Linked DNA regions of Homo sapiens: region 2 is linked to region 1. Evidence: chromatin loops called from intact Hi-C (ENCODE). Cell type or tissue: ovary. All regions are shown on one strand. Links, peaks and the distances in the headings refer to the core of each region. The heading gives the core; the rest is flanking DNA. Region 1 overlaps DAPK1 (death associated protein kinase 1). Region 2 has its middle 150 kb from the start of DAPK1.

Region 1 (15,427 bases), core at 479-2,978:
AAAAGCAAAAAAATAAATTTTAATTTGATTTGCATAGTGTGGCCTGATCGTTTAAGTGTTGTTAGAAAGAGAGATGACTAAAATTAGTTGAGATTATTATATTATGGATTAAGTATATTGACCTTATTTTCATTATGATTTTTTGGTACCATTATGTGTTATGAGAAAGAAATAGAAAAAGAGGCCTCCCTGTGGTTGGCGAAGGGAGTTTTTGATCTTTATTTCGTGGGCGTGATGATGAGGGGAGGGAGGTGGCTTACTTATTTGTCACTAGCACTTTGATTTGCTCAGTGTACATTTTTGTGTATAACGTTCTCCCCACTGTGCAAGGCAAATTGACAAATTGTTTATTAAATAATTTGTGTGACCTAGGAATTTTAAAGAAATGCTCTGAAAAACTGGAAGTCTGAAGTTTTTAAAAATGAAATGTACAGACTCATCTATCTTGTATAACTGCTATTGTTTTTGCCAAAAAATGAGTGAATGATTGTTTTTTGGAAAATTTTTCAAGTCCTGATTTTATGTCTGCCTTGGATGTAGCCACTTCCTGAAAACAAGTCCTAATGTAAAATGGACATGTAGGAAGATGCTGCTTATATGACATCACGTGTCACTGAGGGAAGATTGGGAGTGGAGGCAGGAGTTTGGTGGCAGGAAAATGGAAATGGGCAGATATGTGGCACAAATGCAAGGTCATTCTAAGCAGTGAATTACTAGTAGACCAGTATCTAAGATTTAAGACTTTACTTGGCCAGGCGAGGTGGCTCACACCTGTAATCCCAGCACTTTTGGGAGGCTGAGGTAGGCAAATCACGAGGTCAGGAGTTCAAGACCAGCCTGGCTAACATAGTGAAACCCTGTCTCTACTAAAAATACAAAAAAAATTATCTAAGATTTAAGACTTTAATTGGCCAGGCGCAGTGGCGCGCGCCTGTAGTCCCAGCTATTTGGGAGGCTGAGGCATGAGAATCGCCTGAACCTGGGAGGCGGAGGTTGCAGTGAATGGAGATCGCGCCACTGCCCTCCAGCCTGGGTGATACAGCGAGACTCTGTCTCAAAAAAAAAAGAAAGAAAAAAAAGACTTTACTTATATATCTTTAGCAGTCATCTAAATAATAACGATTCACTTACCTTATAAATGTAGTGAGACAAAGTACATAGCCAGGAGGAAAGATGGGTTTTTGAAGAAGTAGAGTACAAGTATTATTGTTAATGTTATTTTACTTTTAGGAAAATTGAAAATGTTCGTATTTGTGTGTACTGCCTAAGACTTCTGTAAAAGCTCTCTGTCAACGGTCAGGAACTTTATAGAGTATTGCAACTATTGCAGCAGTCCATCTGCAGCAGTAATAGAGCAGATGGGCCACTGGACAGATACCCTGGTCCAAAACCTGGCTCTGCAACTTGCCAGTTTTCTTGAACAGGCCATTTACCCACTCTGACACTCAGGATTTTCCTCTATGAGAGGTTTAGTGCTTTTTTCATTGCTGTTGTAAAAATAATCTAACTTGTAAAAGTAGTTGATCAGCAGTAGAGAGTTAAACAAATATAGATATTATCTGTAGACTGGCTGAGACATCTGGGTGCCCCAGGCAAGCTAATAACTTGGCCGGCAAGTCAATATTCTTTAAGTTTCTGTTTACCAGCTTTGGGAGGGGATGCCTTATAGGAAAAGGGTCATGGGGAGAAGGGTTGCTGACAGCATTCAGCCTCCACTATGATTCTGAATAATGCAGCCCTGGCCTTGAGCTGGCACACCCTCCAAGCAGAAGCAAGTCCCTGCAGCAGATGCACTTGTTATCTTTAGAAGGGTGCTTGGTGGCCTTCAGTTTTGGCTCCTGGAGGCCCTTTAGGGTCTCACCCTCTGTCCCAGGAGGCGGAACAAAGAACTGCCTCCATGATGTGTAATAGTCTCTGGGAGGAGTTCTTATAAATCTGCTATTATACCGAGGTGTTTTAATGCCCCAGGATGCCCTAGCATCTCTTATCAGTTGGCACCTCGGGCAGCTGCAGGCTGACTTGCCCCATTGTCGGGCTCTAGTTACACCCTTGGCCGTCGTTCAGCCTAACCTGTGAGCCTCCTGGGCACCTCTCTGTGTACACTGCTTTCCTGAGGGACTGGCCTTCTTTCCTATTGCACCATCTGACCTTATATGATCTTAAGACCTAAGTCCTACTTCCTTAATGAATCCTTCCACAATGAGTTTCCCCTTTTAAAGTCAAGTGACTTCTCTGAGACTCTCTTTGTCCATGACCATAGACTGCCCAGTGACATGTTTATCCTGTTTCATGTTTATTAGTCTTGTATTACTCTTTGCAGCCAGCTTGTGAGTTTCTTTGGGGTGTGCCCTGTGGTTTGGAGTTGTTGTGGTCCTTTCTCCCCATGGTGTGCAGGGTTTCATAGACTTCCTGCAAATTGGTATCTATGATCAATATTGGGATTAATGCATGCCTCAATGAGCTAATGCAGTTTGGCAAGTGTAATTTTGAGACCAGAATGGGGATGTAAGATGCAAACGATGATGCTGATGCTGATACTGTTAGAGAGGCAGTGTGCAGTGTGGAAAAACCTGAGAATGCTCATTTGGAAAGTGGGGAGACACCTACCCTGGTAGAGTGTTGTTAGAATTACAGACGTGGCTTTAAACATCTGACATGCAGTCTGTCTTTCTAGTCTACAGGTAGATATGCATTTACTGAACACCTACTAAGTGTGATGTGTCTAAAATATATATATATGTATATGTTTTTTATATATATGTGTGTGTGTATATGTATATATATATATATTTTAGAGACAGGGTCTTACTCTGTTTCCCAGGCTGGAGTGCAGTGGCACAGTCATAGCTCACTGTAACCTTGAACTCCTGGGCTCAAGCAGTCCTCCCACCTTGGCCTTCCAAAGCTCTGAGATTATAGGGCAGAGACACTGTGCCTGGCCTCTAATATATCATTTTTATTATTTTTAATAACCTGTTTTCTCCATCACAGCATTTACCACATTGCATAGTAACTGCTTATTTGATGATCTGCTTTCTCCATGGGGCCATTACCTTGGACTTGCTCCTCACTTTTTATTTCTAATGCCCAGGTTGATGCATGGCACTTAGAAGGCGCTCAGTAAATGCATGCTGTTAGACTAGACTGAGTGGATCAATATATGTAAAGCAACTTGAAAGAATATGTATGTATTAGGGCCTCAACAAATGATGGCTTGTGGTGAAGATGAACACTTAGGATATAATGGCTGCCGCTCATCAAAATAAAAACTGCTCTTGTTTTTGCATTCTTTGTGGCTGAACAGTAATGAGCACAGCAGCCAAAATTTTCAAGCACAAGATCAGTTTTAAACAAAACAAATGAAGTGGAGCATTAAATATTTTACATTGGTTTGGATGGTCATTGGAAGCTAATAATTCAAGTTTAAAACATTCCCCTTTCGGCATAAAATCCATAGGCATTTTAATTGAAGTAAGAAATTGTCATAAGCCCTGGCAGTCCAAGTGCTTCTCTAGACCGGTTTACTGTGGATTGCAGGAGTCAGTCCTATGAATAATGGCAACCCTGTGTGGCTCATAGAAGGGGAGAGACTTTCTGGCATGTTTTTTCTTCAGAAATGGGAACCGCAGGCCACCGGTGGGTTTCTGCATCCTTATAGGACTGTGCTGAATGTGACATTTTTCCTCTTAGCATTTTTGACTCAGAATGCTCTCAGATGTTTCCTCTGATAGGAAAGGGTCCAAAGTTTTAAGAGAGATAAAGTTCAGCTACATAGATTAAAGGCAACGGTTAGTGATTTTAAAAGTGTGTACATTTTAGGAAGGTCTAATAATAATTTTCCAGGATGTGAAGGGAAAGCATGATGGTGTTAGTAAGTGGCAGTTTGGTTGAATGCTTGCTTGCTGGCACTGGGAGTGTGTTGCTGGATTACTAGGGCAGGCATCAAATTTAGGTTCAAGGGGGCCAGGAACAGAGTAGGTGGAGGTGCTTATTGGTCGGGAAGCCAGGGAACATGGAAGCTCACTTCTTGGTCCCCCATGCTCTTTTACCCTCAGCTTGTGTCTCCCCGGCCAATGAGGAAACTGAAGGCCCCATATCATTGGTATATGCCTCTGCAAAGCCATGAAAAACTCATAAGAAACCTACAGAGATGGATGTCCAGATAAATTCCAGTGCACTCATCCCTCGGTATCCATGGCGGATTAGTTCCAGGACCTCTGGGGACACCAGAATCCACAAATGCTGAAGTCCCTTATATAAAATGGCATAGTATTTGCATATAACTGATGTAATCTTCCCATATATCTTAAATCATCTCTAGATTACTTACAATACTTAGTACAATGTAAATGCTAACTAAATAGTAGCATTATAATGTTTAGGGAATAATAACCAGAAAAAAAAGTCTGTATATGTTCAGTACAGATGCAGTTTTTTCCTGAATATTTTTGGTACAAGGTTGGTTGAATCCATGGATGCAGAACCCACAGATCCAGAGGGCTGACTGTAGTTGTATACAGGTGTTATATCAGGAGAGGCAACATTGGCTCTTCCACCTTGTTCTCTTCCCTCCTAGCAGAGTTGTAATCCAGACCACTTCTTTCCAGATGATTAGGGGTGAGGGGCTGAGCTGCTGGATATCTGATATCTGGGAGTGGCATGGTCAAGGTCACATTGCCTGACTCAGCAGGGAAATGTGTTAGGAACTTTCATCCTTCATTCTAGCCAACTGCCATGAGTACCTAACATTTTGTATAAATTAAGTGAATATTATTTTAGTAGAAATTTATTTCTGATTATGAGACAAAGGAAGCCACTCTTCTGACAAGAGGGGAGTGGTTTCCATTGGGGAAGAGTACCCCAGAGAGCTCAGGGACTTTGTTTGTTTGTGTCTTTTTGTTTGTTTGATTTTGTTTTGTTTTTTTGAGACGGAGTCTCACTCTGTTGCCCAGGCTAGAGTGTAGTGGCGTGATCTCGGCTCACTGCAACCTCCGCCCTCTGGGTTCAAGTGATTCTCCTGCCTCAGCCTCCCAAGTAGCTGGGATTACAGGCGCCTGCCACCGTGCCTGGCTTATTTTTTGTATTTTTAGTAGAGACGGGGTTTCACCATCTTGGCCAGGCTGGTCTTGAACTCCTGACCTCGTGAGTCACCCTCCTCGGCCTCCCGAAGTGCTGGGATTACAGGCATGAATCACTGTGCCTGGCCTTTTGCATTTTTGGAGACGAAGTCTTGCTCTGTTGCCCAGGCTAGAGTGCAGTGGGGCGATCTTGGCTCACTGCAACCTCTGCCTCCCCAGTTCAAGTGATTCTCTGTCTCAGCCTCCAAATAGCTGGAATTATAGGCATGCATCACCATACCTGGCTAATTTTTTTATTTTTAGTAGAGGTGGGGTTTCGCCATGTTGGCTAGGCTGGTCTTGAACTCCTGACCTCAAGTGATCCGCCCGTCTCGGCCTCCCAAAGTGCTGGGATTATAAGCGTCAGCCTCTCGCTGTGCCTGGCCGGGACTTTGACCTGGAAGAAGGCTGAGTGACCAGCATTGCCTCCCTTCACATTTTATCCACCTGTGTTTAGACAGGTCAAGTGGCTTTCTCCAGGCAGCTGATTAAAAGGTGGCAAGACATGGACCCAGAACCCAGGGCCAGGCCTATTTCATTATCTGTGCTATTTAGGATTTGGCAGTTTTCCATCTTTGAAAGCCAGATGAAGTTGATATTTAAGAGAGGTGAAGTAGGCAGCCATTTGGCGCCAATTTATTTCAGCATCTGCATGGAGAAAATGGTTAGGGATAAATAGTAGACCCTTCATGGAAGGTTTTCATTTGAAGCCCAGCCAAAGGCAACAGGGTCTGCCCTTTGAGCTCAGAACTTTCGCAGGCCTTAACGACACACTGGGACCTTCTTTCCTTTTCCAAATGGCTTCAGCCTTGCAGTTTGGAATGATGTCAACATGTGGCGTAGTTTTATTCAAGTCCCAAGTTAATGGTTTACCTTTTTAGAAAACTCCAAAAACACTTTCATTGTTATTTAACTTTTGAGTTATGTAATGTCTAAGAGTCTTGTCTCTGACCCGTGCACCTACCTGCCACTGACCAACAGTTTCTCATTTCCTTACGCAACAACTAGTCTGGCTAGCTTAGAGTTGGTGTGTGATTGTTTGAGACTTTATGTGGAAGATAATATTTAATTGTTTTGTTCTGGTTTGTTGGGGTAAATTATACAAATGGAATGCATCCTTTCTCGGCCTTGAAAGAGGTTATATGACAGTACAATTATAATAAATTCAGTGTATGACTTTGGGTACATTCTATTATAAACGAATTTTTTTAAAGGTGCAGTTAGAAGAAGGTGGAAGAAAAAAGAAGTTGACACTCCGATTTTCCACATCATCTAACTAAAATGGATTTAAACTAACTTTCTCTAACTATTAAATCTTTCTTAGGTAAGTACAGTTGTATCCCAGCTCTAGAGTTAATGTGCTGGGTGGGTTTTTACAAATAAAAAATCTAAAACCTAAAATAGTTGTGTTTTATCTTCTGTCCCAATCCAAAACAAAACAAAACAATCATGTGATAGTAACTAATCTCTGGAGATACCTGACAAGCGTGGTCCAATAGTGACGCGGGTTTGTCACTTTGGTCTTTAGGTGACATTGACAGCTGGTGTGGCATATGGATCACACTGTGGTCATTGAAGTATAATGTTGCTTACTTCTGAGAAGTGATCATGGGGCCTTTTTTTTGAGACGGAATTTCGCTCTTGTTGCCCTGGCTGGAATGCAATGGCGCTATCTCGGCTCACTGCAACCTCCGCCTCCTGGGTTCAAGCGATTCTCCTGCCTCAGCCTCCCAAGTAGCTGGGATTACAGGCATGCACCACCACGCCTGGCTAATTTTGTATTTTTAGAGGATTTCTCCATGTTAGTCTGGCTGGTCTTGAACTCCTGACCTCAGGTGATCTGCTCGCCTCAGCCTCCCAAAGTGTTGGGATTACAGGCATGAGCCACCGCATCTGGTGTTCACGGGGCTTTTACCTTATGTACTACCTTTCGATGTTTCAGTTGTGAGCTTGAAAAATTTTATTCAGTAACCTAACATATAATTAGAGATGCCAGAGTGGTGGGGAGGGGAGGGAAGGAGGTTGGGAGAATGTTGTTGATTTTTTTTTTCCCTTTATAAACACATACAACTTTGGACGAAGAACATAATGTTTGAGCAAATGAATGCTTGTAAACTGCCGATCTCTGAAGTGTGAAAAGTTTATATTGATGGCACTTATATTCATAAGCCTGATGGGTTTTGGCTGGGAAATTTGGCTCGAGGTACGGACTTCTTTTGGGACACATTTTATTTTTCTGTCAAAACTGCCTGATTATTCTTATTTAGGAAATATGTGATGAATGAGGCTGGCTGGCAAATATTTTAAGTGCAGTTGATATTATAAATTTTCACCTACAAAAATGAACTACTTTTCATTGTTGAATAGTTATGTCTTAGTTCATTGCTTTTACTTTTGAAACTGTATAAACTTTTCCCTTTTTTTGGAGACGGAGTGTCGCTCTGTCACCCAGACTAGAGTGCAGTGGCATGCTCTTGGCTCGCTGCAACCTCTGCCTCCTGAGTCAAGTGATTCTCCTGCCTCAGCCTCCTGAGTAGCTGGGACTACAGGCACCCGCCACGACGCCCGGCTAATTTTTGTGTTTTTAGTAGAGACGGGGTTTCACCATGATGGCCAGGCTGATCTGGAACTCCTGACCTCAGGTGATCTGCCCTCCTCGGTCTCCCAAAGTACTGGGATTACAGGTGTGAGTCGCCGCACTGGTCCAACTTTTCCTTTTCACCTTAGAAAGATTGTCAGGATTTTTTTTTTTTTTTAAACGGAGTCTTGCTTTGTCGCCCAGGCTGGAGTGCAGTGGCGCGATTTCGGCTCACTGCAACCTCCACCTCCCGGGTTCACGCCATTCTCCTGCCTCAGCCTCCCGAGTAGCTGGGACTACAGGTGCCCGCCACCACACCTGGCTAATTTTTGGTATTTTTAGTAGAGTCAGGGTTTCACCGTGTTAGCCAGGATGGTCTCTATCTCCTGACCTCGTGATCCGCCCACCTCGGCCTCCCAAAGTGCTGGGATTACAGGCGTGAGCCACCGTGCCCGGCCACGATTGTCAGGATTTTTGAGACCTTACTACAACCCCTGACACCTGACCCACAGTATAGAATTTTCCAGGTGAAAAAGACATGTAGAGAAAGTCATCAATGCCATTCTTTTTTTTCCCCATTCATGAAAATGATTAGATTTTCCTTTGAGCTGCCTGTCTGTCTGCCTAGCACCTCATATGTCTATCCAGGACTGGGCTGCCTCAGAGAGGATAGGTACACCTAAAGCAATGCAAGAAAAAAAGTGGCGGAAGGATACCATGGGACAGGCAGAGAGAAGAGGTCAGAATTTAGTGTTGATTCAGTTCCGATATTTCCACCCTCCTTTGAGAAGTTTTTCGAAATTGTTTTGCCTCCTCTGTGTAAAGCTCAATTTTTGAGGCCATCTGTGGTTTATGGGTAAGCAGCAGAAATGTGTGTCTCTGGGAAAGTGATGAAAGGCTGCAACCTTTGGAGTGTAATATTTAATAGACTAGGAATTACAAGCTGTTTGGCTTTATAAAAACAAAGCTACAGGCGCTGCAGGTATACGTATCCTGTAGAGAACAGACTTTTAATGGGTGCTGCTCATGTTGGAGATGCTGAATGGTATATAATACACAGAAGAGCTGTCCTTAGGAATTTGGTAAGGCAAAAAGCGCTAAAAAGTTATTTATTACCTTAAAATAATATTTCATTGGCCTATAAATCAGTATAATTGAAAGCACAGCCTGCCAGCATTTTCTTTTCTTTTTTTTTGAAATGGAGTTTTCCTCTTGTTGCTCAGGCTGGAGTGCAATGGCGCAATCTCAGCTCACCACAACCTCTGCCTCCGGGTTCAAGCGATTCTCCTGCCTCAGCCCCCCGAGTAGCTGGGATTACAGGCATGCACCACCACGCCCCGCTAATTTTATATTTTTAGTAGAGATGGGGTTTCTCCATGTTGGTCAGGCTGGTCTTGAACTCCTGACCTTAGGTGATCCGCCCGCCTCGGCCCCCCACAATGCTGGGATTACAGGCGTGAGCCACCGCGCCCGGCCATCCTGCCAGCGTTTTCTTCTGTGCACTTGGGATGGGAATATAGAAAATTGTCTTCCTAGATATTGGCTTTGCCATTCAAAGTCTCTACAGTCAGTGTGTGAACTGCTGGGAGTGATGCCAGAATCTTTCACAGATTTCATTCCTGGGAGCTCTTCTGGCGTCAGATGATCGCGGTTTCTTTTCCTTCTGCACCACAGCACATGGAGGAGGCCTCTTTCTCACTTGCTCCGTTCCTTTGCCATTCATGGAGGCAGTGGCACCAGTGAGCTCACGGCCAGGCCGCTTTTGCCCTTTTTCTGACTAAGTCACTATAGATGGACTAAACAGAATATATTTACAGTTCGCCCATTTAGAATCGATAAGGGTGTGCCCCAGGCTCCATCGTATATTCCATTACATACAGCCTCAGGCATCCGTTTCAATTGTTTGGGAGAGGAAGTGAATTAGCACAAGTGGAATATCTACAGGATGAAACGTTGTCAGTCTGTGCGTTCCTCCCCACCCCTTCGTTGGCTGGAAGAGATAACGCTTGACACGTATGGAGCAGACAGGGTAATGTCAGCCTCGTGGCCATGGAGAAGCAGGAAGTCCCTTGGTTTTGTTCAGTGTGATTTGGGCATTGAATGAGTAGATCCTGTTTTAAGAATATTACTCATTAATATGAACCATCATTTTGTAGGTCTTTTAGAAGCAACATTCTCTTTAGTGCAGATAATGCTTATCTGCATTGAGAGAAGTTATAATAACCTGGAGAATGAGAAGGAAATACACATGCGAAATGGCCCAGCCGGTTTCTCCTGGCAACCTCTCCAGAGCATGTCCTAGGCTACTCCTCCAGGAAGGCTCCTGCTCTGATTTCCTGTATTCCTTCACGATTTGGAGTAGATAACTGGCCACTTGGCATTCTTATTACAGGGGACTTATGCGTGGGATTATTGGCTTCCCCTGTGGACTGTGAGTTTTCTGAGGGTAGAGAACATGGCCTTTTGTCTCTGGTGTTGGTTGGAATTCAGCTAAGTGCACGGTAAGCCATGTTTATTTCGTTGCCTTATAAAGGTACATATGCAGAAATTAGAACAGTGTTTCAGGGCTTTGGACCCAAATCCCTGTCTCCACAAAACACATTAGCTGTTACTTTGGGAAAGTCACTTGACTTCTGTGAGATTTAGTTTTTCTCATCTGTAAAATGGGGATAGTCATCACGGCTAATTCATAAGGTGGTTGTGAGGATGTCTGTGATATGTATAAAGTGCTTGGCACAGTACTAGGCACACAGTAAGTGCTTGAGAGGTGGACGCTATTTAACAAGACAGAGCAGGAACGGGAGAGAGAGGGAGAGCGACAGTATAACATGCTTCTGAATCTGTGTTCCCGGGTCCTACCTCTTCATTCATTCCTGCCCTGGCCTCCCACAGGCAGAGTGCGGGTGAGGGCTCACTTCTCCTCAGTTTCATCCTTCCTCCCTCTCTTCTCCTCTGCCTGTCTCTCCTTTGGCTCAGCTTGCCTGGTGGGCTCATTCTGCCAAGTTTGCCTTTGCTTGTCTGTTCCATTTTTCTAGGTATCCTTGCCTCCTTCCGACTGGACTCAGTTTATGTGCCGAGCTCTCTTGGTGAGTCCACCTTATTATGTGCTCATTAGATGATGCTTAGGGTTCCTAAGAAACATATTGACTAGGAATTTAGCTGTGCATCTGAAAGTTGGCTGCTGAACGCAGAGCTTCAAGGGATACCCTTTTCAAAGTCCACAAGACACCATGGGAAAGGGAGGGAAAAGCTTCATGTTAAGGAGGATCTGTTAAGATGGGAAGAGATGCATTTAAGGAAGCAGAGACAACTAAAAGCCGCTCTGTAGCCAGGAGGAGTTAGCTGCTCAGCAAGAAGGCTGCTTGGAAATGCTTTGAGGGATATCATCCTGGTGTTACAGGGAACCTGAGACTATGTGAGCACATAAATTCGTGTTTTTAATGCAGTGTGCTTCAGTTCCTGAAAGGTAGATTTTCTTTTTCTTTTGTGTGTGTGTGTGTGTGTGTGTGTGTGTGTGTGTGTCTGTGGTTTGTTTTTTTTTCTCCCAGATGGAGTCTCACTCTGTCACCCGGCCTGGAGTGCAGTGGCGCGATCTCGGCTCACTGCAACCTCCGCCTCCTGGTTTCAAGCGATTCTCCTGCCTCAACCTCCCAAGTAGCTGGGATTACAGGAGCCTGCCACTACACCCAGCTAATTTTTTGTATTTTTAGTAGAGATGGGGTTTCACCATGCTGGCCAGGCTGGTCTCAAACTCCTGACCTTAGGTGATCCACCCACCTCGGCCTCCCAAAGTGCTGGGATTGCAGGTGTGAGCCACCACGCCCGGCCTGATTTTATTTTTCTAGCTTGCTTTTTCAAGAGAAACCATCTTTTATTTATTTGTTTGTTTATTTTTTTAGAGACAAGGTCTTGCTATGTTACCCAGGCACAGTGGTGTGATCATAGCTCACTGCAGCCCCAAATTCCTGGGCTCAAGTGATCCTCTCACCTCAGCCTCCTGCATAGCTGGGACTATAGGCATGTGCCAACACACCTGGCTTAAAAGCCATCTTAAGTGGCCAAATAAGACACTGGGAATTTGATTAGGGATACAAATAATTGATTTTTTTTTTTCATGGATCTTTATGGAGAAAGGAGTCTGAGATGAGTGTGGACACCTGAGTCCCTGACCAAGAGAAGCCTTGTGCAGCATGTCAGACAGACAGCAGATCCTGAAGCTCCATTCAGTTGTGACATGTACCAATTTAAGATGTGAAAATGAGTGTTTTGCCAAGCCAGAACTGTCCGTGCCAAGAAAAGCCCATTAGGTTGGTGGCTGAAAGGCTGGATTGTTAGGATGTACTGAATGGTGAGGCCCTGCCAGCTGCTGCGGGTAAATGCCCACTTACATGTCTAAGTACTCATTCTGTTCCCCTGGAGTGGGGTCCAGTTTGTTCAAGAAACATGGCTGCTGTGTGAGAGGCTGCTTTCTTTTTTTTGAGACGGAGTCTTGCCCTGTCGCCCAGGCTGGAGTACAGTGGTGTAATCTCGGCTCACTGCAACCTCCGCCTTCCAGGTTCAAGAGATTCTCCTGCCTCAGAGTAAGTAGCTGGGATTACAGGTGTGTGCCACCATGCCCAGCTAATTTTTGTATTTTTAGTAGACACAGGGTTTCACCATGTTGACCAGGCTGGTCTCGAACTCCTGACCTCAGAGGCTGGTGATCCACCCACCTCAGCCTCCCAAAGTGCTGGGATTACAGACATGAGCCACCATGCCTGGCCGAGAGGCTGCTTTCTTTTAAAGAATTATTTCTTGTTCTTTGGGCTTGTTGGGTGGGTATCTTTAGTTTGTAAAAGTAACATAACACTGACAAAATCTGAAAAGGAAAATACTTGGAAATTGGGTCTATAAGGTGAATTTAGGTAAAACATCAAGAGAACTAACAAATAGACAACAAATAAGCTATAAACAGGTACCATAAATAGGCTGTTAAACGAAACTGTCATTTGAACCGTAATATTTGCCCATCATTTATTCATTCCTCAAGGGCTAATTGAATATCTGAATGATCTTGCTGCAGTGTTGGGCAGGGCCCTCTATCTCAGCAAGCTTCTAGTCATGTAGGATAGACAGACTTTTGCACAACCAACAGTATTGGAAAGCCTAAATAGGAAGTGAGATGAAGCATGGAAAAATGTTTTTTGGAGTTCAGCCAAGGAGAGCGTTTTGACTTGGAGGTTTCATTCCTTCATTCAGATTCTTGTGGACGACGTAAAAATGTAAGCAGGTGGGTGCAAGTGTGGGTATGTATGTATGTCTCTACCCTTGCCTTCCTTGGAGAAAACTGGAAATAAGACATGAAAGAAATGGGGACAAGGAAACTAAGATTTGCTAGGAACTCTAGACCAGCAGCTGGAGGTAGGTATTGTAATTCACATTTGAAAACCGAGGTTCAGAAAGATGATTGGCCTTGAATAGTGTTTTAAAATGCTGGAAGCAGTAGTTGGACTCCCAAGCTGCTAAGCCATGTCTGGAAATTGGGTGGTGGGTGGTGCAGCTCATTTTGTGTCCTGTTCTACTGTCACTGTCTTGGAAGGGAAGTTTAAAGAAGTTTTAAATGTCTAGCACAGTGCTGGCTCATACGATGTGTTCAATGCCTGTTTTTCGCCTTGCTTCCTCTAAACCAGGTGTTCTCAACCTCGGCATTAGTGACAGCCTGTTCTGGATAGTTTTCTGTTGTGGGGGCTGTCTTGTGCATTGTATTTTAGGATAGGATATTTATAATAGGATGTTTAGCAGCATCCATGGACTCTACCCACTGGATGCCAGTAACAGCCACCTCCTCACACTCTTTATGACAGCCAAAAATGTCTCCAGACATTGCTAAATGTGTGAGGGGGCGCAAAATTCCCCCACCCTCTGTAGAGAACCACAGGACTACAAGATCAAGAGAGATCAGTCTTGACTGATGTGCTTAGGAGGCTAGAGCTGGTGTAGGGAAGGAGGAGCCTGCACCTAGTGGGCAAAGAAAACACCCCTGTGGAATGAGATGAGAGAAGATATTGACCTTGGGTGTCCAGAGCTGGTGAGGGGAGAGAAAAGGCTGCCAGATGGTCTGAGCGTGAGGTCTAGGGCAGTTGCTGTTGTACTTTGATTTGTATGGACTGTCCCAGGAGTGCGTAGTTTCCTGTGTCCCAGAGGTCTGGGCTGAGACAGACAATGGGTATGACCTGGAGAACCTGCTGGTGAGGCTTGTGGGTGTCAGAGCCCTGTTGAATCACTTTTCCCTCTCCATTCAAATAGCCACTGCAATTCCATACCTATTTGTATAATTACTTTCAAATGTCATTCTCTTCCTTAAGACTGGAAGCTCCCATGATCTAGGTCTGTGACTTGTTTTCTGGTTATTGAATTGAGCACAAGAACCAGCCCCAAATTGAACATTTAAGTGAGTGACATGAATGAATGATGGAAGGAGGGTTCGCATTAATTGTTGGATTGAACAAAGCCCGACACGATTAAATGTAACAGATACAAAGATGAAGCCAGACAATTAAGTTGGAGAGAAAAAGCAATTGCTCAAATTCAGCAGCAGGGAGACTTGTCATGACAGTGTCCTTTTGGAGAAGAGTCTGAGAGCTTTGATAATTACAAATGTCTATGGAACCCATATCCTCGTGACTGCATTAAGAAGAAAATACAGCTTTTGTCTATACCATAGAAATTGAATGTCTGCAATGGGAGTTGCTGGTTTCTCTGTTTTCTCTGTTTTTGCTGAGGTCATTCTGCATCTGGGACATGAGAGTGTTCTGTTCTGGGAGAGACACTGACAAACTTGGGGGAGTCCAAAGAAGGCAAAAGCTGGAGAACCCGAGTATCTCATGAATAATGTATTTTACTTAGCTATGGAGTCAAGCACCATGTGCATCTTTTTGTAAATATTACTGCATGTAATTCCTCAAACTAGCCTCTTATGGGGATCCTCTATTTCAGAGCTTGGCAGACATTTTATGTAAAGATAGTAAATATGGTAAGCTTCGTGGGCCACATGGTTTCTGTTGCAACAACTCAACTCTGTTTTAACTCAAAAGCAGCCACAGACATTATGTGTCCAAAAGGGTGTGGCTGTGTTCTAATAAAAACAGGCAATGGTCTGGATTTACCCTGTGGGCCATGATTTGCTAAGCCCTGCTCTGTTTTATTGATGAATAAACAAAGGCTTAAAGAGATTAAATAATTTAATATGCTGAAATGAGTAAGTGGCAGAACTGAAATTGAGCTCTGAGCCTCTCTGGCTCTGAAGCCCATGAAAACACACATAGATGGTCTTTTGGATGGGGATAGGCTTGTTTTGGGGGCACTGGGGGTCAGTGGTGGGAGCCATGAGGAGGCAGAGGTTGGCTTAGTAGGAAGAACTCAGCTGTCCAATAGCAGAGCAGACTGCAAGTGAGGTCACAAGTGGTGGACACTGCAGTGTTTGCACTAAATACCCACCTGGTGGGGATATTGAGGAAAAGATTGCCGATTTGGGGAGGAAATTGAGCTGATAGCCTCTGAGGATCCCTTCCAACTCTGTGGATCTGTGGTCATCAACAAAGGGGACCACGTGGGTAACAGCTTCCACCAGGGTGCTCTTGAGCAGGAGCTGCGGGGCAAGTAGCTGCCGTTTTCTTCCCATTCTCAGAGTCCATCCTGCTGACCTCTCCTGCCCACTCCTAATGACCCTTTCCTGCAGGTCGGTCTTACCAGC
Region 2 (15,427 bases), core at 4,366-6,865, 160 kb before region 1:
GTTAATTGTTAAGCTCCAAGTCTCAGCCAATCATTTTACTTCTGAGCTGGCGCTGTAACAGCAACACAAATATGAAACTCTCTCCCTGACCCAGTTTAGTGTGGGGGGGAGGGGGGAAGGAGACAATGAATAATTAATTCTGGGATTTGGTCAGCTTTCCTGTGAAGAACACATCGCTAGCTTCCTAAAGCAAAACAACATCTGTGCCTGAAAACTTCTCTTGCGTCTTCAAGATGAGCTGATGGTGTGTTTATAAACCCCGTAAAAATCCACCTCTTATCTCTTCTCCCCACCAAAGAGCCATGTTCGCACTTTAAGGAGTGAGTCTTCTGTTTATGATTGGCTAGAGGGGTGGCCACCTTTCTCATGTGGTCCTCTGCTGAGAACTCACTCGGCTGATGATTTCCCTGTTCTTGACCCTTTGTGTGATTTGAAGGTTTCTCGCTCCTCCCAGATTGCTAACAGCGCCAAGTATCTAGTCTCCTATTTTTCCTCGGGGGATGGATACCTTAGCCTCCTTTCTCGGTCTGGAATGCAAAGAACGCAGCTTCATTTGAGTGAATGGAGAATTCTTTGTAGGCAGAAACGATCTCTCACTCCTCTCTCATATTCCTGTTCAATCTTTCTATCTCATAAACCATAAACGACAGGCAGATGTCTAAAAAAGCATCTGGTTTTTAGAATCCCCCCAGTCACCGGACCTGGGGGGAGGTGTCCTCCTCCAGAGCACACCGAGCAATCTCCCGCAACCAATCTGACTTTTTGAGTCTGGCTTTGAGGTCTTGTTGCCAGAAAAGGGAGTCCTGAATCCAGACCCCAAGAGGGTTCTTGGATCTCACGCAGGAAACAATGTAAGGCGGGTCGCAGAGTGCAGTGAGAAGAGAGAGTTGATTGAAAGATACGCAGTTACAGAGTAGGGATCCTCAGAAAGCAAGAGGAGGAACGCTTCATCTTTGTTTTGTTTTTCTTACATGGGGGTCTTTTCTATGCAAAAGATAAGCTATGTCTCTGTGCAGGTGGGCTGACAGCATGGCAAAATTGCTTATTTTTTGCTGACTCAAAGAAAACTCTCCTAGTCATATAGTGTGTAAATACATCAAATCATACGTGTAATTACCTTAGAAGCATGCATTGTTATGGATATTGGGACATCTGGACATTCCATTGTCATAGGAGTGTGTCCTTGCAGGTATCATCAAGCTGTTTTCTGAACTGTAAACATCTTAGGGCTGTGGGTTGTGACCAGCAAGGAATGTGCCTTATTAGTGTCAAGATGGAGCTGAACTTCAAATGACGTGACTCTGACTCTCCTATGCTCTTGTTTCCCTAACAGTCTGACAAGGTTAACCTTCAAGGACTGCATCAGGAATTGGTCACAGTGCTTAGCAACAGGTTCTCTTCACTCTTGTCATTTACATATAGACGACAGCTAATATTCAAATCCGTGTAGGCAAACCCACAGTTGATTAAATTAAATCTCTTCTCTAGCTTGATTTGCATAACTTGAAATAATCAGAATAGAGAGTGAATGCATAATTGAAAAGAGAAAATACGTACTGCAGCTATTTGAAACTAGATGTCGTTGAATTAAGCTTGTAAATTCTGATAGTACTGAATGTACAACTGTTCTAGGCTAACTTTACATTTGAAATGTTAAGAAATGTGAGTTGTGAACTGGAAAGTTAATTAACAAACAAAATCTTAGAATATTGCACTTTGTTATGGCAGCCCTAGAAATAAACAAAATTTAAGAGAAAAAAGAAATTTTTTGACTAACAATAACAACATTTTAAGTTGTTTTTTTTTTTTTTTTTTTGAGACGGAGTTTTGCCCAGGCTAGAGAGCAGTGGCGCAATCTCCACTCACTGCAACCTCCGCCTTCCGGTTTCAAGCAAGTCTCCTGCCTCAGCCTCCAAAGTCACTGGGATTACAGGCACCCGCCACCACGCCCAGCTAATTTTTTTGTATTTTTAGTAGAGACCAGGTTTCACCATGTTGGTCAGGCTGGTCTCAAACTGCTGACCTTGTGATCCACCCACCTGGGTCTCCCAAAGTGCTGGGATTACAGGCATGAGCCACCATGCCCGGCCCCAACATTTTAAATTTTTTAAGAGAAAAACTGTCGAGCAAATGACCTGAATAGTTTGCTGGCACTATTTTACAAGAAAACAGAAGCAGTTCCTGCATACCATGTTCTATTCTAACTCTTGCAAGGAAAAGAATTTAGCCAGTGTTTCCTTTATTTTAGAGCAAAATCTACTCACTGTAAGATCTTCCCCATTACTGCACCCAGACTCCCAGTTCTCTTTCTTTATGGCCCATATAGGACCCTCACACCTCCACCCACTACCCGCATTGCCTTTATGAAAAAGCAGACCCTGATCTGGCTGGGCTCAGTGGCTCACGCCTGTAATCCCAGCACTTTGGAAGGCCAAGGCAGCCAGATCAGGAGGCCAAGAGAGCGAGACTACCCTGGCCAACATGGTGAAACCTCCACTAAAAATACAAAAATTAGCCGGGCATGGTGGCTCAAGCCTGTAGTCCAAGCTCCTCGGGAGGCTGAGGCAGGAGAATCGCTTGAACCCAGGAGGCAGAGGTTGCAGTGAGCCGAGATTGTGCCACTGCCTGCCAGCCTAGTGACAGAGCAAGATTCCATCTCAAAAAAAAAAAAAAAGCAAAGCCTGAAGAAACAAAAATCCACCATGCACCGCAAAGACAGAGAGACCCTGCTGCTAAGCAATGTCACTTTGTAGACCAGGCACAAGCAGTCCTTCATTTTGTTAATTTCACCTTGCCTTGCTGTTCCCATCACCTGGGGTATCAAAAAGAGAAAGGAAAAAAGCAAGTGGGCGTGGCAACAATAACTTGGATCCCTAGAGTATACACCTCCCACCCCCTCACCCCCAATACTTCCCATTTAATTCTCAAAAGCAGAGGCAGCACCAGGCCTAGGCCATGCACCCCGGCTCTAGCAAAAGCAGAAAGCACTACAGATGAGGTCAATCTGAGAGGCAGTCTTCATCCCGGCCTCAGGCATGGTTATAAAATGTTTGCAATTTGGAAAACGTGGATCACTGATGTGTAGCAAGGGCAATAAATGCTTTTCTCCCACAGTTGTTGTGGAGCTCCATTCTCCCAGCCAACCCTGAGCAGACTTGCTCCTTCCCTAGGATGACAGTATTCTTTCGTCACAGAATGTCTATAAGAATGAATGTGCAGAGTACATTTTTTAAGGTAAATGCCCTAAATGTGTGGTTGAAATCAACATTTTCAAGCTGTCAAAAATAAGAGATAAGTTGTTCAAGTTTAAGAGTAAACAAGGATTTATAACAACATTAGTGAGAACTTCCTTTCTATTGCCTTACATTAAGTCAAACAGTGATCATTTTATTCAATATCCACCTCACTTAAGGAGATAGGAATGATTGCTCCTTCTTTTTTACAGATGAGAAAACTGAGACTTCATCAGGTGAAGCAACTTGTCCAAGGACATGCCACTAGAAAGAAGTGACCTATGATTCAAGCCCAGGCAATCTATTACAGAAAGCCCCACTCTTCACTGCCCCACTGTGCTGTCTTCCAAAGAGCATGAATAACTAGACTGGATATTTACAGACTGTTTTTCTTTAACAGGCAAGATGGACAAAACTGTTCAGAAGTGGTTGTTTGTGCCTATCTAAAGGACTTCCTGCCCTAGCAACATTTGGTCCACATCCCTAAGCTCTTCTTTGCTTTGACTCAATTTATCTTCCAAAGCCGAAGTCACAACAGGATGATCTTCCTTCAGAGAACCCCCAGAAAGTTGTGTTTTCATCAGCCAGAAATTCCAGAGAACTTGGGGGGAAAATCCCGAGGATTTCAGAACAAACTAAGCAGCTAAAGCAGAGATTCCGGGAGACCTTTCTGACAAACAAGCGTGAGGTGTTTGCTTCTCTGCCCTGTGTTGCTTGAAGAGAATGCTGTGCCTGGCTCTTTTAACTCTAAGAACCAAGGACTCAATAAGTTGATGTGAGTGAGGGAGGCCATTGCAGGACACCAGAGAACAGCCATACTCATGAAGAGAGAGAAACCCAGATATATCCTAGAGACAGCAGATGTCTGCAGACTGTTTCCTCCTCCTGAGAAGTCCCTGGGCACCTCCCAGCCTCCCTTGCAGCTTGGTTCAGATCATGTAACTGAGTTCTAGCCAATTCCAGTCCTGATCCTTAGAAACATCCCTTCAGCTCCTGCTTCCCAGTCTTAACATCTTGGGCACCAACCATTCCAGGTGGTGTAGCTACAAGAAGGAGGCAGCCCTACTCATATTGGAATTTGCATAAGAAACAGATAAATCTTGATTATGTTAAGCCACTGAGATTTCAGGATGAATTTGTTACAGGAGCATAATCTAATCTATCCTGACTTCAGCGCAGGGCAAATTAATCACCTAGAAGGTTATTGAAAAATATATTTCCATTCTATTATAAAGATGCATGCACGCATATGTTCATTGCAACACTATTCACAATAGCAAAGACATGGAATCAACGTGAATGTCCATCAATGATAGACTGGATAAAGGAAATGTGGTACATATACACCATGGAATACTATGCAGCCATAAAAGGGAACAAGATCATGTCCTTTGCAGGGACATAGAGCTGGAAGTCGTTATTCTCAGCAAACTAACACAGGAACAGAAAACCAAACACCACATGTTCTCACTTGTAAGTGGGAGCTAAATGATGAGAACACATGGACACATTGTGGGGAACAATACAAATTAGGACCTGTGGTCAGGGAGGGAGAACATCAGGAAGAATGGTTATTGGCTGCTGGGCTTAATACCTAGGTGATGGGTTGACCTGTGCAGCCAACCACCATAGCACACGTTTACCTATGTAACAGACCTGCACATCCTGCACATGTACACTGGAACTTAAAAGTTAAAGAAAATAAGAAATAAAAATTTTTTAAAAAAGAAAGGTACTTAAATATATATAGAGAGAGATAGATTTCTAGATTGTCCTCCCTGATGAATTTCTTGGGGCACAAGAATGAGGGAACAGGCTGAATTTGAGGCAGGTACCCTAGGGCTGGTGTATGAGGTACAAAAGAAAAAGAAAAAATATCTAAGAAAGAAGCTGTATGATTTTTGTGATGGTTTGGAGGAGGCACTGGAGAAAGAGAAAAAGAAAGGAAAAAGAAAGAAAGAAAGAAAGAAAGAAAGAAAGAAAGAAAGAAAGAAAGAAAGAAAGAAAGAAAGAAAGAAAGAAAGGAAGGAAGGAAGGAAGGAAGGAAGGAAGGAAGGAAGGAAGGAAAAGAAATGGAAGGAAGGAAGGAAGGAATGGAGGGAAGGCAGGCAGGCGAAGATGACCCAAGGCTTCCAGCTCAAGAGCCTGAAAAAATAATGAGATTGTGGGAGTCTGCCAAGTTCTTTTTCGAGGGAAGGAGGAGTTTGACCTCAGGGTGCCGGTGGTGCAAGCTGGAGTGCATCTGTGCAGCTGGAAATGCCCTCTGGGATGTGAGGAAGGCAGGCTTGCCGATGAGGGACTGGGCTGGGACTCCTCCACGATGTCTGGGCTCCCCCAGCAGTGAGCACACAGAAAAAGGCCAGGAGGTGAAGGCCCGAGCACAGGGGAATGGCAGCAGCTGAGACTCCGAGAAGGTACCAGAAAAGGAGCAGGAATGAGAGTATTTGGAGCACACAGTGCCAGTGGTTACAGAAAGCAGCCACAGGGTGGGGAAGGGTCGCGAAGAGGCCCCTCGCCCAGCTTTGGTTTAACCCTACCTGCTTTTCATCCCTTGCTAACCTCATCAGCACCTCACTAACCACTTGCCCCATCTGTGCCAGGCTCCTGCCCGGAATGCCTTCTCCTTGCCTCCTCTCTCCCTAAATCAAAGCCCAGAACAAGCTCTGCTCCCATCCTTGAATTCTGGATAGCCCTCATGGTGCCGTCTCTGGACTGACACAGGTTTTGTCTCGGTGGTTAATTTCTGTCTTTCCCGGTAAAAGGGAGAGGAAAACACCTTTACAAATTTATATTCTGCTTTTAGCCAAATAGGAGAAGGGAAGAGAGCTTTTCTTGTATCTGCTTCCTCTCCACTGTCTTCAGCTCAATATAATCCTTATGCCAAAATGGCATAATTGGGTGTGGAATATTTTGCTGCCCTACACAGGGAAGAGTGTGCTCTTGGGCAAGGCAGCTGTCTGTAGCTGAGGCCACCCAGAAGGAACCAAGAGCTGAGAACTGTCCGCCGACATCACCTCCAGTAGCACGGGCAGCAGGTCCTCTGTGAATGGGGATGTGGGTGGTGCATCTCCAGCCCACTATACATCCCCTCCATTTGTTATCCAGTGCTTTGAATTTTAGGATCTCAGCTCACATGAGTGAAGCTGATATTTTGTCCTGGCTTCCCAGGGAGTCTCCAGCGGTGACTCCTTTCCTGGGTTGTGTGACCAATAACCCGGTCCAGCTCACCATTCCCTAAAGGGCTTCCATCTTCATCCAGCAGCCAGCAGGGCTCCTCCAGCAGCTCCTGGCTTATTCCAAGTAAGTACTGGGTGGGAATAATGAAACTGCCCAAGTTTGTCAACAAGTCCCAGGCTGCAAGTCTGGGGCAGATGGAGTTACTTGCTAAGCAGAGTAGGTATACGAGGGAGAGGGAGGAAACCTTTCTTCTTCCAAGCCCAAGCCCTGGGAGGGCTGAGCTGAACTAGAAATGACAAGCACTCTGGTCATGTCTGAACATGCACAGATGGAATTTTAAGCACATAAAATGTTGAAGCACTAGTGCCAAAAGCCAGCTTTAGCAACAGATTTCTGCTGGCCCTCTGAGGGCAACAGGAACAGGTGAGCCAATGTCTCAGCAACGTGATGTCTGTCTACTCTTGTGCCTGGAGGAATGTGGCTCCTTAGAAAGCACCCGTGGAAATTTCTTCATGTGAGGAAGATGATACAGGGGATGAGAGAAAAGCCTAATGTCCTTTGCAGTTGGTCCCTCTCAGCCCATCCAAATCTAAGACAGAGACTCTTATTTCCTTCCCCATGGCCCTCTCTAGGTGTCTAGACCCAGACTCCACTCTCCATCTGGGGAAAATGGAAGCAGAGACTCTACACTTGGGTTAAGTCAAATGAGGACTAAAAAGGCTCAGAGTCCAAACATGTGACATTCCTGCTGAACAGATATCAAAATGAGCTGTGAAGTTGTGACCGTTATCAAAATGCGGTCCTCACCAGAAGCCAATGGGAAGTGTGATCACATTGTTCCACTACACAGGTGGCTATCAGATGCTTCTTAGCTCCTACATGGATGCTGGTGATTGACGATGTTGGCTCGAGGGGGAGGCTGGTGATTTTGAGTTTTGATGGCACTCCTATACGTAGGGTTCACTAGGGCCTCATGCTTTCCCTACAGACCTTACGAAGTTCTCTCCTTTTCCACTTCTCTGTCCAGGAAGTTTGCTTGTTTGGTTTTTGTGGGGTTTTTTCCCCCTAGTGGAAAGAAGAAGAGGAAACCCTGGTTCCCATATTATTTGTGTTCTCTCAAATCTACTGTGTTGCCCACGATGCACAAGACTGTTGCCCTCTTTATTTTGTATATCATTCTAAGAGCCTCTTCTTTGAAAACATGAAAGTTAAGGGGAAAAACATCATTTCCCTCTGGCTCTGGCCTCATCTTTCTGTGCAGTGGTGGTATTGGATGCCCCAGCTGTTTCTCAAATTAGGCAGCAGTGGGAAGGGGGCACATAGTAATGGGGACTCTGGGGGAAAAGCACATCCATTAACTTGAAAAGAGGATCCTGGCTGCATGCAGTGGCTCATGCCTGTAATTCCAGAACTTTGGGAGGCCAAGGTAGGAGGATTGCTTGAGCCCAAGAGTTTGAGACCAGCCTGTGGAGCACAGCAAGACCCCACCTCTACACTTTTTTTTTTAATTAGTAGGGCATGGTGGTGTGCTCCTGTAGTCCTAGCTACTTGGGAGGCTAAGGCAGTAGTATCGCTTGAGCTCCGAAGTTCGAGGGGAAGTGAGCTATGATCACACCACTGTACTTCCAGCCTAGACAATAGAACCAGACCCTATGTCTAAAAACAAACAAACAAACAAAACCATGAAGAGAGAATCCCACCACTTTGAAAATGTCTGAGTCAGTAATTGTCATATACCTCTCTGCATAGTTCCCAAAATAACAGTCATTTTAGACCAATCAGGATTTTCTTTGCACAGCCTATCCTAGCCTGAGGAGAGCCTCCAAGAAGGGCCCTACATCCTATCAGTCACCAAGGTGACTCGCCGCCATCTTGAAGGTTCTCCAACATGGAGTCTTGTGCCCCAGGTGTGAGTGGACAAGGGTCACCCTGCTGACCTTGTTGCCACAGCAGAAAGGAGTGGCTCCAGGAAGGAGCTGACCCAGGGAAATTTGGACCCAGTCACAGACCGTGCAGGGGGGGCCACAAATATGCTCTCTTTCTCCCCTCAGCTGAACACCATTGAATCTCTTCTCTTTAGCATTAAAGAATAATAATAAATAAAAGCAAAACAATTCTTCAGTGGAAGATGCACAGCCTAAACTAAATTAAAATTGCACCTCTGTCCCCAGCTTTACCTTGGTGCATTTACTTTAACTCTCTAAATCTTTGTGTTCTGCAAAACAGAGCTGCTAATCCCAGCTACACAGAGTCAATTCCAACAGTGAATGCAGTGCTGGCTCTTTTCCCCCACGCATATGGGAAAGGACACATGGGTTGTTCTGTCAGAGCGTGACTCTTAAATTAACCACTCACCAACTGCTGCCCCACTTTACAACCAAACAATGCCATCCACCCACACTGTCAACCTTCTGAGGGCAAACTGAAACCATAGCAAAGCTCACAAACCAAGAAATAGCTCCTGATTCCTTTTCCAAAGTCAAAAAAAAAAAAAAATTGCAGGCTTGCTTCCCCCTCCTGCATGTCCCCAGACGGTGCACAATGTACCGGCTCTCAGTTGCCTTGCCTCCCACTTCTCTGCTCCTCCAGCACAGCTCCTGCCTCTTCCTGGCTCTTTGTTTGAGAGGTTTCCCGTTTTCTCTACATTGTAGTATGCAGTGCATTGGGAGCAAAGAATGTGCCCTTTTGTGCCATGCTAAGTACCTAGAACATTGTAAAGAACTTCTTAAATTATAAAACCCAGAGTGGTCCAGGAAAATGTGTAAGAAATTCTGGTTCCATGAGCAGATTTATGCGTTTACCTTTCTCTGAGCTTGTCTCTTATTCTGGTGTACTTTTAAAAGGAAGACACATTGGGGCTCCAAGGGACACACAAGCAAGTGTATATAGGTATACACTTGTACATCTGTTGGCAGAGGAAAGCCATCTCTCAATATCCATCACCAGGTGATTTCACTAAGTCTCCTGATAAATAATCACAGGAACAGTTGTATCATTTCCCACTTACTATCACCAGAGTACCTTGAGGTATTTGAGTAATTGACCTCTGTAAGGGCAGGTATAGCATCTCATTCCTCTTTGCATCCCACTTTCATTGCACTGTGCCTGGCACACAGTAAGCACACAAAACACTATGGTTGAATTGAATGAGCCATAATATAACTTGCCATAGTGCACTGTACTTAGAATGTTCACATATGGATTGAGTGGCTAAGCACAGTTGGTAGAAATACTGTTATTGCTCTCCAGCTGGGAGCAGCTTTAAGTGGCCCAACTTGAGAAGTGATTTTGTGCCTTCACTTTTGAAAGTAGAGGGAATGTCTCCGAGAAGGAGAAAAAAGAAAAGAGAAATAGCAGATGATAATAAATACAGGAGAGCCACATACCCACAGAGGGGACATTGTCTACAGAGTTTGAGGGACAAATCGAATATCCTTGCCTGAGACTTCTGTGAAATACCAAAATTGTTCCATCCCTGGAAGAAAGGAGCCTGAATATTTTATATGTCAAAGATATTGTACCAGGCTGGTGTGCATCTATAGTCCCAGCTACCCAGGAGGTTGAGGTGGGAGGGTCACTTGAGTCCAGGAGATCAAGGCCGTGGTGCACTATGATCTTGCTTGTAAATAGTCACTGCAGTCCAGCCTGAACAACATAGCAAGATCTCATCTCTACAAAAAGAAAAGATATGCTGAACCAGGCAGTCCAACTCCAAGGTTCAATGATTTTGATTCCCCAGGATGATTTCCTAGTGTTCAGTGTTAGTGTATTAGTTTGCTGAGGCTGCCATAACAAAGTACCACAAACTAGGCGACTTAAACAACAGAAATTTATTTCTTCACAATCTGGAGGCTAGCTTTCTGAGATCAAGGTGTTGGCAGGTTAGTTTCATCTGGGGTTTCTCTCCTTGGCTTGCAGATGGCCATCTTCTTCATGTATCTTCCCATGATCTCTTTGTGTGTGTTTATGTTCACGTTTCTTTTTCTTATAGGAACAACAGTCATATTGGATTAGGGCCCACCCAATATGACCTGTAATTATCTATTTAAAGATTCTATCTCCAAATACAGTCATATTCTGAGGTACTGGGGTAAGGATGTAAATATATAAAACTGGGAGGGATACAATTCAGCCAGTTAGTGCTCCATAACTAATTACTGAACTACTACTGTGTGTATGCCTACAAAATCCTAGCAACCAACCTGTGTCAAAAGCAAGCCTTTGGCTACCACCAAGAATCCTAATTTTAATAAAGTGACAACTTGGTGAAGACATTGCAATGATATAAATAATAATCCATTCATTTAATAACAGAATATTACTCAGATGTACTGACAGTGGAGATCAAATTTCTACCACCTAGAAAATGAATATACTGATTAGATGTATAGACAGTAATGACTCTATTTTCAGTACTAAGGAGAACACTGATAGTCTACGATGTGATCTGTCAATAGAGATACACTAAATACCTCTATTGAATACTCCTAATCGACCACTTATAAAAAACAAGGAGCTGGGTAACTGTGTATGTAATACTTCTGAACATTTTTGCATATCTTATTAATATAATGAGTTGGCTGTTTACTCCTAATGTTGCTGGACAAAGTGGCGAAAGAGAATGATGCATCTTAGAAATTCAAATTGCTAGCTCAAGAGCCACATAAATGACCTGAAAGCTTCTTTTGTGTCCTGAAAAATACCCTTAACCTCTGCAGCTGCAGAGCTGAGATTGCTGAAAACCCAGTGCAGAATCTCATCCTGAAATTGGCTGAATTATGCATGTTAACATGCATTAACAGAATGTTGGTAAAATTTGGATGTTACTATGGCTTAAATGTATATGTCCTTCCAAAATTCATATGTTGGAACTTAAGCTGCAAGTTGATGATATTAATAGGTGGGGGTCTTTGCAGATAACATGAACCTATACGTAAAACACCCAGAAGAATTCACCAAAGAAAAAAAAAAAAATCTGTTAGAACAGAAGGTACAGTCCCTGTGGACTGGGGAAAATGTATTGGCAAATCATATATCTGATAAGAAGTTAATATCCAAAATTAAATGAATAAATGAATTTAGCAAAGTCACAAGATATAATATCAATATACAAAGATTAACAACATTTCTTACAACCTAGCTGAAAAAGAAATCAAGAAAATAATTTCATTTATGATAGCATTAAAAAATACTTAGGAATAAGTTTAACCAAGGAAGTGAGATGTTTATATGCTGAAAACTATAAAACATTGATGAAAGAAACAGAAGATGGCACAAGTAAATTGGAAGATATTTCATGCTCATGGATTGAAAGAATTAATATTGTTAACATGTCCATACTACCCAGAACAAAATACATATTCAACACAATCCCTATCAAAATCCCAATGGCATTCTTCACAGAAACAGAAAAACAATCCTATAATTCATATGGAAACACAAAATACCCTGAATAGTCAAAACAATTCTGAAAAAGAAAAAACAAAATTGTGGACATTATACTTCCTGATTTAAGATCATATTACAAAACTATTGTGATCAAAACAGTATGATACTGACATAAAAGCAGTCCCATAGAACAGAGAAAGTGTATAGAGAGCCTCAAGAAATGAATCCAAACATATAGTCAACTAATTTTTGACAAGGGTACCAAAAGAACACAATGGGGAAAGGACAATCCCTTCAATAAAAAATGCTGGGAAAACTGGATTTCCAAATGCAAAGGAATAAAATTGGACTGTCATCTTACACCGTACACAAAAATCAATTCAAAGTGGATAAAAGTGGCCAGCCGCGGTGACTCATGCCTGTAATACCAACACTTTGGGAGGGTGGATCACGAGGTCAGGAGATTGAGACCATCCTGGCTAACATGGTGAAACCCTGTCTCTACTAAAAATACAAAAAATTAGCCGGGCATGGTGGTGCACCTGCAGTCCCAGCTACTCGGGAGGCTGAGGCAGGAGAATGGCGTGCACCCGGGAGACAGAACTTGCAGTGAACCAAGACTGCGCCACTGCACTCCAGCCTGGGCAACAGAGCGAGACTTGGTCTCAAAAAAAAAAAAAAAAAAAAAGGATAGAAGACCTAAATGTAAGATCTGAAGCTACTAAATGCCTAGAAGAAAATATAGAGAAAAATCTGAATATTGGCCTTGGTGATTAATTTTCAAATATCACACCAAAAGCTCAGGCTACAAAAGCAAAAATAAATAAATAGGACTACATCAAACTAAAAAGTTTATGCACGGTAAACAATCAACAAAATACAATGTCAGCCTGTTGACTGGGAAAAATGTATTTGCAAACCATGTATGTGGTACAGAGTTAATATTCAAAATGTACAAGGAACTCACACAACTCAACAGTAGAAAAACAAATAACCTAATTTTAATATGGGCAAAAGACCTGAATAGACACTTCTCCAAAAGAGACATAAAAATTGCCAACAGGTATAATAATATTCTATATAGTAGAGTATTATTCAGCCTTAAGAAAGAAAGAGATAGGCTGGGCGTGGTGGCTCAAGCCTATAATCCCAGCACTTTGGGAGACCAAGGCAGGTGGATTGCTTGAGCTCAGTAGTTCAAGATCAGCCTGGGCAGCATGGCAAAATTCCATCTCTACAAAAAGTTTAAAAAATTTGTGGGGCATGGTGGCCTGTGACTGCAATCCCAGCTACTCAGAAGGCTGAGGTGGGAGGATCACCTAAGCCAGGAAGACTGAGGCTGCAGTGAGCTGTGATTACACTACTGCGCTACAGCCTGGGCGAAAGAGTGAGACCCTGTCTCAAGAACAAACAAACAAACAAAAAGAAAGAAAGAAAGATCCAGGCAAAGTGGCTTATGTCTGTAATACCAGCACTTTGGGCAGCTGAGGCAGAAGGATCTCTTGAGCCCAGGAGTTCAAGACCAGCCATGGCAATATAGCAAGACCTCATCTCTACTAAAAATTTAAAAATTAGTCAGGTGTGGTGGCATGTCTGTGGTCCAAGCTACTCAGGAGGTTGAAGTGGAAAGATTGCTTGGGTGCAGGAGGTTGAAGCTGCAGTGAGCCGTGGTCACACTACTGCACTCCAGCCTGAGCAACAAAACGAGACTCTCTCTCAAAACAAAAAAATTTAAAAGCAGGAGATTGTGTCATTTACCACAACATGGATGAAACTGAAGGTCAGTATGCTAAGTGAAATAAGCCAGACACAGAAAGAAAAATATGCATTATCTCCTCACTTACATGTGGAATCTAAAAGAAAAAGGAAAAAGAGGACTGGATGTGGTGACTCACTCCTGTAATCTCAGTACTTTGGAAGGCAGAGGCAGGCAGATCACTTGAGCCCAGGAGTTTGAGACCAGCCTTGGCAACATGGCAAAACCTCATCTCTACAAAAAAAAAAATACAAAAATTAGTTGGGCATGCAGGGGGTGGGCCTGTAATCCAAGGTGCTCAAGAGACTGGGGTGGGAGAGTTGATTGAGCCCAGGAGGTCAAGGCTGCAGTGAGCCATAATCACACCATTGCACTCTAGCCTAGGCAACAGAGTGAGATCCTGTCTCAAAAAAAAAAAAAAGTCATATGTGAATACAGAGATAGAGCATTAAACTGTGATTACTGGAGTTGAGGGAAGAGCAAATGGGGAGATGTAGGTCAGAGGACACAAAGTAGCAGACGTGTAGGATGAACAAAACTAGAAGACTAATGTACAACATGATTTCTAGAGGTAATCAAATTGTACTGTATTTGGGATTCCTGCCAAATTAGTAGATTCTAGCTGCTCTTGCCACAGAAAAGGAAAAAAATGGATAACTATGTGAGAATATGAATATGTTAATTGGCTCCACTATAAAACCATTTTACAATCTGTATGTATCCCATAACATCATGTTGTATACCTTAAATATGCACAGTAAAATTTATTTTAAAAACAAAACAAGAAGTCATAAATAGAATAGTGCTCTGATAAAGGAGATTGAAGGAAGTGCCCTACTGCCCTTTGCTCTTCTGCCTTCCACCATGGGAAGACACAGCATGTCTTCTACCATGTGAAGGCATCGGAACAGGGCACCGTCTTGGGAGGAGAGATAGCAGCCTCGCCAGACACCAAATCTGCCAGTACCTTGATCTTGGACTTCCCACTCTCCAAAACGGTGAGAAACGAATTGCTGTAGTTTATAAATTATCCAGGGTAAGGCATTTTGTTGTAGCAGCAGAAATGGATTTAGACAGATGCTAGAAACCATTCTGGTAAGGTCTCAGACATAAATGAGCAGCAACATGTTATTGGAAACTAGAGGAAGCATGATCCTTGTTACAAAGTGGCAAAGAACTTGGATGAATTGTGTTTGTGTTCTAGTGTTTCATGGAAGGTAGAACTTGTGAGCAATGAAATTGAATATTTAAATGTATTTTAAAAGGAACTGTTAAGATACAGAATACCAGAAAGATTGGGAAGAGTCCATGTTGCAAAATATGAGAAAGCATGTTCAGAAGAGAACATCAGTGGCATGGCTAGACTTGATAAGGAGATTATTGGATTAAACAAGCAGAAACACTGCCAGTTTGGATTGAAGGGGACAGGGACAAGATGAAATGAAGAAAGGCTGTCAGCCTTCTTAGATCTTATAGGACTGCACCGTAGACCTATTTGGTTGTGAACATGCACTATTCTTCAAGACAAAGAAGAATGACCTTGAAAGTGATTCAGAAGTCATTAGGGTGGCCTCCTCAGATTCAGGGGGAGAAGGAGGGCAGGTGGGGCATCGCCTCACTTTCAACAAGACAGACAGCAGTCTCCCAGAGCTTTGGAGACGGCACCACGATCCTTGGCCAGCAGAGTAGAAGAGGTAGAACAACTACCCCAGTGGACCTGAAGTGCAGAGCATAAAACCAAAAGAGATTATCTTTAAACCTTAGGAAGAAATGGAATTTGAATTGTTTGGACCTCATCACTCCTTCTTTCTTGTCTATTTCTCCCTTTGGGCATGGGAATTTCTATCCTATGCCTACCACATCATTGTATTTT

The links. Peaks named below come from ENCODE experiments on the same cell type or tissue, not always from the same donor. Only the 100,000 strongest peaks of a DNase experiment are listed, where the experiment ranks them.
Region 2: a loop joins it to region 1, with 5 times the contacts of the local background. A loop is called at or near these places in 36 of 110 quality-filtered maps.

The regions. Positions count from the first base shown.
Region 1 is chr9:87,500,489-87,515,915 of GRCh38, forward strand. All of the region lies in intron 2 of DAPK1 (death associated protein kinase 1), which reads left to right. Among named protein-coding and RNA genes, the nearest start is that of DAPK1, 10 kb to the left of the region's middle. RefSeq lists an enhancer at 2,104-2,163. In ovary, for the core only: no CTCF peak of the experiment used is centred there; no DNase peak of the experiment used is centred there; H3K4me3 peaks cover 687 bases; H3K27ac peaks cover 1,214 bases.
Region 2 is chr9:87,337,491-87,352,917 of GRCh38, forward strand. No RefSeq gene overlaps it. Among named protein-coding and RNA genes, the nearest start is that of DAPK1, 150 kb to the right of the region's middle. In ovary, for the core only: a CTCF peak has its summit at 5,694; a DNase peak (open chromatin) is centred at 5,511; H3K27ac peaks cover 1,530 bases.